Linked DNA regions of Homo sapiens: region 2 is linked to region 1. A link is an interaction called in ENCODE POLR2A ChIA-PET data of the cell type or tissue named here. Cell type or tissue: OCI-LY7. All regions are shown on one strand. Links, peaks and the distances in the headings refer to the core of each region. The heading gives the core; the rest is flanking DNA. Region 1 overlaps SNRNP27 (small nuclear ribonucleoprotein U4/U6.U5 subunit 27). Region 2 overlaps TIA1 (TIA1 cytotoxic granule associated RNA binding protein).

Region 1 (2,912 bases), core at 254-2,753:
TTTTATAGGGTAGAAAATAGAGGGTACTGGGCTGGGTGCAGTGGCTCATGCCTGTAATCCCAGCACTTTGGGAGGCCGAGGCGGGGGATCACGAGGTCAAGAGGTCAAGACCATCCTGGCCAACATGATGAAACCCCATGTCTACTAAAAATACAAAAATTAGCTGGGCGTAGTGGTGCATGCCTGTAGTCCCAGCTATTCGATAGGCTGAGGCAGGAGAATCACTTAAACCCGACAGGCGGAGGTTGCAGTGAGCCGAGATTGCGCCACTGCACTCTAGCCTAGTGGCAGAGCAAGTCTCCATTTCAAAAAAAAAAAAGAAAGAAAGAAAGAAATAGAGGGTACTGTGAGGAAGGCACAGTTAACATTTTTCAGCAGTTAGAGAAGAGGGCACTTCCTGGCACCTGGAATGTTTGAATTGGGCCTTGAACAATGGGTAATAACCAGATAGTTCAAGTTGGAGGCAGGGAAGGCAATTCAGGCATGAGGAACAACATGGGGGAAAGTGGGTATGTTGAGTTGACTTGGCTGATCAGAAGACCTGAACAAGAATTTGTGAAAAAGAGGATGGGTGCTACATTCAGAAAGGTCAAGATGGAGTAACACATAACAACCTAGCATTTGTGTCTGTTATTCTGTTCTGATTCTTGATTTAAAGATCAAAATTGGGCTGGGCACAACGGCTCATGCCTGGGATTCCAGCACTTTGGAAGACCAACACAGCAGAATTGCTTGAGACCAGGAGTTCAAGACCAGCCTGGGCAACATAGTGAGATCCCATCTCTACAGAAAAAAAAAATTAAAAATTAGCCCAGCTTGGTGGCATGTGCCTGTAGTCCCAGCTACTCGGGAGGCTGAGGCAGGAAGATCACTTGAGCCCAGGAGTTTGAGGCTGCAGTGAGCTATGATCACGCCACTGCACTCCAACCTGGCGACAGTGAGGCCCTGTGTCTAAAAAATAATAATTTTTAAAATGAACAAAAAATTGCAAGGGTTGTACAAGAAATGGGATTTAGATGAATGGCAACCATTCCAGCCATGATATGAGAATATTATTAGCTAAGGTTGTAAGTTAAATTTTGTGTGAATGTGAGTTTTTCTGGAGATTATACCTTTTATCTGGTTTCAAGGTATTCTTTGACCAGAAAAGATTAGATTCTGCTACCCTACTTTCTCAGCATGCTTTGCACATAGTACATACACTGTGAATGTTTGTTGGTTTGAATATTAATTGCTTATACACGATTGTAAAAATGTGAGCAGAGAGTTATACCACTTGGGAGCTCATAGGATCTGGAAATTATCTCTGCCTCATTGGACTCTCCTCCTTCCTCCTTCCTCCTTCCTCCTCCCTCCTTCCTCCTCCCTTCTTTCTTCTCCTTCCTCCTTCCTTCTTTCTTCTCCTTCCTCCTCCTCCTTCCTCCTTCCTCCTCCTTCTTCCTCCTCCTCCTCCTTCCTCTACTTCCGCTGCTGCTGCTGCTGCTCTTGCTGCTGCTTCTGTTTGTGCTGCTTCTCCTGCTGCTGCTCCTGCTTCTTCTGGTTCTGCTTCTGCGTCTGCTTCTTCTGCTGCTCCTTCTGCTGCTCTTGCTTCTTCTTCGGCTTCTGCTGCTGCTGTTTCTGTTTCCTCTGCTGCTGCTGCTGCTTGTGCTGCTGCTGCTCTAGCTTCTGCTTCTGCTTCTGCTGCTTCTGCTGCTCCTTCTGCTGCTTTTGCTTCTTCTGCTTCTGCTGCTTGTGTTTCTGCTTCTTCTGCTGCTTGTGCTGCTGCTGCTCTTGCTTCTTTTGCTTCTGCTTCTTCTGCTGCTCCTTCTGCTGCTCCTTCTGCTGCTCTTGCTTCTTCTTCTGCTTCTGCTGCTGCTGTTTCAGTTTCTTCTGCTGCTGCTGCTTCTGTTTATTCTGCTACTGCTGCTTCTGCTTCTTTTCTTCTTCTGCTTTTCTTCTGCTTCTTCCCCTTCCGCTGCTGCCGCTGCCGCTTCTTCTGCTGCTTCTCCTTCTCCTCCTCCCCCTCGGCCCCCGCTTCTCCCCTACTTCCCTCTTCCTTCCTCCTTCTTCCTTTCTCCTCCTTTCTTCTTCTTCTTTTTTTTTTTTTTTTTTTTTTGAGACTGGATCATGCTCAGTTGCCCAGGCTGGAGTGCATTGGTGTGATTATGGCTACTTGCAGTCCCAAACTCCTGGGCTCAAGCAATCCTCCCACCTTAGCCTTCCGCCAAGTAGCTGGGAGTACAGGTACATGCCACTGCCACCACACCTGCTTTCATGTATCCTGATTTAATGTATCCTTCCTGTTTTTTGTCTGTTTGTTTATTGTTTTTCTTCAGGGTAAGAAGGTGGATGGCTCTGTAAATGCCTATGCCATAAATGTCTCTCAGAAGAGGAAGTACAGGTATGCATAGCCCCCATTATTATGTTTGAACTAATAAATCAGTTTTTTACTTCAAACTTTATTATGAGATAATCATGTTTGTAGGAAATGTAGCAGTTTTCCATACTGTTCCTTGTTTGAATGAAATATTCATTGCTTATATTCTGGTGTGTTAAAATTGTTTTCCCATTTACATGTAAGCTAATAGCTATTAGAGAGAGGGTAGTTGGCTTAAATATTTTAGGACTATAGATAGTAATTTCCTCAGAAAAGCATAATTTCAAGTCTATGGGCTTTGATTTCATTATAATTTAGGTATAAGATAGATCCCTCCTAAACTAGATTGATTATGTAAGGATTTCAACTGTAAATATATTCTTCTGTTAAGTATAGGCATATTTTATTTGTACCACAGTTTTGGAGCGAACCAATCCATACATGAAATCTCACTGAATTCTTAATGAATGAAAAAGTCAAGATATTTTCAAACATTGCCTTTCTCTCTAACTTTGTCGCTGATAAAAGATTAATAGTCCAGTTAATTTAGATTATG
Region 2 (2,912 bases), core at 322-2,821, 330 kb after region 1:
CTGACCAACATGGAGAAACCCCATCTCTACTAAGAATACAAAATTAGCCAGGTGTAGTGGCGCATGCCTGTAATCCCAGCTACTTGGGAGGCTGAGCCAGAAGAATTGCTTGAACCCGGGAGGCGGAGGTTGCAGCGAGCCGAGATCGCACCATTGTATTCCAGCCTGGGCAACAAGAGCAAAACTCCGTCTCAAAAAAAAATTTAAAGTCTTTTCCCCCCAACCAGGAGACAAAGACTCCAGGGAAATGGGGTAAATGTTCCCTAAATGTCTTTTTATACCTATTATGATTCAGGGTTAACACCAATTAGATGAATGAGTGTGTGTGTGTGTGTGTGTGTGTGTGTGTATGTGTGTGTGTTTAATACATTGTCTCATAAATAGGAATTGCCTAAATACAAGAAAAACTTGAATGATGACCTTTAAAAATAAAGTTAAAAATACTTTCACTGTACCAAATGCCTATTATTTTTAAACCTGTTTTCCAATTTAATTGTAAGAGCTGAATTTATTAGCCAACCAGTTGACACCACATATAAACATTTCTGATGCCTCAATGCACCTGAAAGAGCCCATATATATGTTCCCATCTGATCTAGAAATAACTAGTTCTATTGTCATCTTCCATCATGTAATAAAACAAATTAAATTCAGCTGTCAAAACAGGTTCATTACAAATTCACTAAAATCCCTATTAACTTAGAATATGGTAAACTAAGACTATATTTAGACTACAGTAAACTAATAATTTATACTATATTTAGACCATGGTAAACTAAGAATTCCTTCCAAGCAATGGCTTTAAGTAATGTGTAAAAAAAAAAAGAATAAAGTTAACTAAGTAAAATACCCTTACATCCATAATCATTTTGCAGTTTTTACAAGGTCCAATCTGGCTAAAGAGTTGCAGAATTAGAGCTTCTGTCACATCTCTGGAAAGGTTACCGACGTATCTGAAACACAAAGAGAAACAATTTACCTTTTTTTTTTTTTGAGACAGAGTTTCACTCTTGTTGCCCAGGATAGAGTGCAATGGCACGATCTCGGCTCACCACAACCTCCGCCTCCAGGGTTCAAGTGATTCCCCTGCCTCAGCCTCCCCGAGTAGCTGGGATTACAGGCATGCGTGACCACACCCAGCTAATTTTGTATTTTTAGTAGAGACGGGGTTTCTCCATGTTGGTCAGGCTGGTCTCCAACTCCTGACCTCAGGTGACCCGCCTGCTTCAGCCTCCCAAAGTGCTGAAATTACAGGTGTGAGCCACTGCACCCGGTTTTTTTTTTTAAGAGAAATAGTCTGGCTATATTGCTCAGGCTGCTCTCAAACTCCTGGCCTCAAGCAAACCTACTGCCTTGGTCCCCTGAGTAACGGACTAGAGGAACCACCACACCCAGCTCAATTTACCTCAATTTATTTTTTTTTCAGACAAGGTCTTCTGGGTTGCCCAGACTAGAGTGTAGTGGCGCAATCTTGGCTCACTACAATCTCCACCTCCTGGGCACAAGGGATTCTCCCACTTCAGCCTCCCAAGTAGCTGGGACCACAGGCGTGTGCCATCATATCTGGCTAATTTTTTTACAGTTTCTGTAGAGAAGGCGTTTCACCATGTTGCTGAGCTGGTCTCAAACTCCTGGGTTCAAGCGATCTGCCTGCCTTGGCCTCCCAAAGTGTAATCTTAAAGATTACAGGCATGAGGCATTGTGCCCAGCCCTTGATTTACCATTTTTAATTTGCTTATTCTCCATCGGTTTCTAAAGTTGTTCATTAAAAATTAAACTTGAGAAATAGGCAGATCTTTGCCTTAAACTATAATATTTGGGAGTAACTTTTAAAAGTTTGCCAACACTTCAAAATCTCTTTGAAAACAGATGTAAAGTATGTTATTTGAAAATATATTAGCTAGGTGTGGTGGCTCACGCCTGTAATCCCAGCACTTTGGGAAGCCAAGGTGGGAAGATCACCTGAGGCCAGGAGTTGAGACCAGCCTGGTAAACATGGTGAAACCCTGTCTCTACTAAAAACACAAAAATTAGCCAGGCATGGTGGTGCACATCTGTAAACCCAGCTACTTGGGAGGCTGAGGCAGGAGAATCACTTGAACCCAGGAGGCAGAGGCTGGGTTAGCTGAGGTTGCACCACTGCACTCCAGCCTGGGCAACAGAGTGAGACTATGTCTCAAAAAAGAAAATATATTACACCTTGCTAGTGAAGGGGAAGCTAGTATGTGCTTGTCTGTTTTAGTCATCGTTTTGCAAACTGATTGCTTGTTTCTACGTTTCCAGGCTTACCTTAGGAAGACAAGCTTTAAAAACACTCAAATGAATCATCATTAGTTATATAAAATATCTTATACAATAATGGCTGGGCGAGGTGGCTCACACCTGTAATCCCAGCACTTTGGGAGGCTGAGGAGAGAGGATCACTTGAGGCAGGAGTTTGATACCAGCCTGGCCAACACAGTGAAACCCCTTCTCTACTAAAAACACAAAAATTAGCCGGGCGTGGTGGCGCCTGCCTGTAATCCCAGCTACTGGGGGACGGCTGAGGCATGAGAATTGCTTGAACCCAGGAGGCAGAGGTTGCAACGAGCCCCGATCACGCCACTGCACTCCAGCCTGGGTGACGGAGCAAGACTGTCTTTAAAAAGAAAAAAAAAGGCTGGGTGCGGTGGCTCATGCCTGTAATCCCAGCACTTTGGGAGGCCGAGGTGGGCGGATCACGAGGTCAGGAGATCAAGACCATCCTGGCTAACACGATGAAACCTCGTCTCTAATAAAAATATAAAAAATTAGCTGGGCGTGGTGGTGGGCGCCTGTAGTCCCGGCTACTCGGGAGGCTGAGGCAGGAGAACGGCGTGAACCTGGGAGACGGAACTTGCAGTGAGCCGAGATGGTGCCACTGCACTCCAGCT

What was found. Peaks named below come from ENCODE experiments on the same cell type or tissue, not always from the same donor. Only the 100,000 strongest peaks of a DNase experiment are listed, where the experiment ranks them.
Region 2: POLR2A ChIA-PET joins it to region 1 with 6 read pairs; 14 of 35 experiments call an interaction of 5 or more read pairs at or near these places.

Annotation. Positions count from the first base shown.
Region 1 is chr2:69,900,866-69,903,777 of GRCh38, forward strand. SNRNP27 (small nuclear ribonucleoprotein U4/U6.U5 subunit 27) reads left to right here. Exons shown (of 6, transcript NM_006857.3): 5 at 2,316-2,380. Among named protein-coding and RNA genes, the nearest start is that of SNRNP27, 8.4 kb to the left of the region's middle. In OCI-LY7, for the core only: no CTCF peak of the experiment used is centred there; a DNase peak (open chromatin) is centred at 1,746; H3K4me3 peaks cover 2,413 bases; H3K27ac peaks cover 2,500 bases.
Region 2 is chr2:70,235,223-70,238,134 of GRCh38, forward strand. It overlaps TIA1 (TIA1 cytotoxic granule associated RNA binding protein), which reads right to left. Exons shown (of 13, transcript NM_022173.4): 2 at 857-953. Among named protein-coding and RNA genes, the nearest start is that of TIA1, 12 kb to the right of the region's middle. In OCI-LY7, for the core only: no CTCF peak of the experiment used is centred there; no DNase peak of the experiment used is centred there.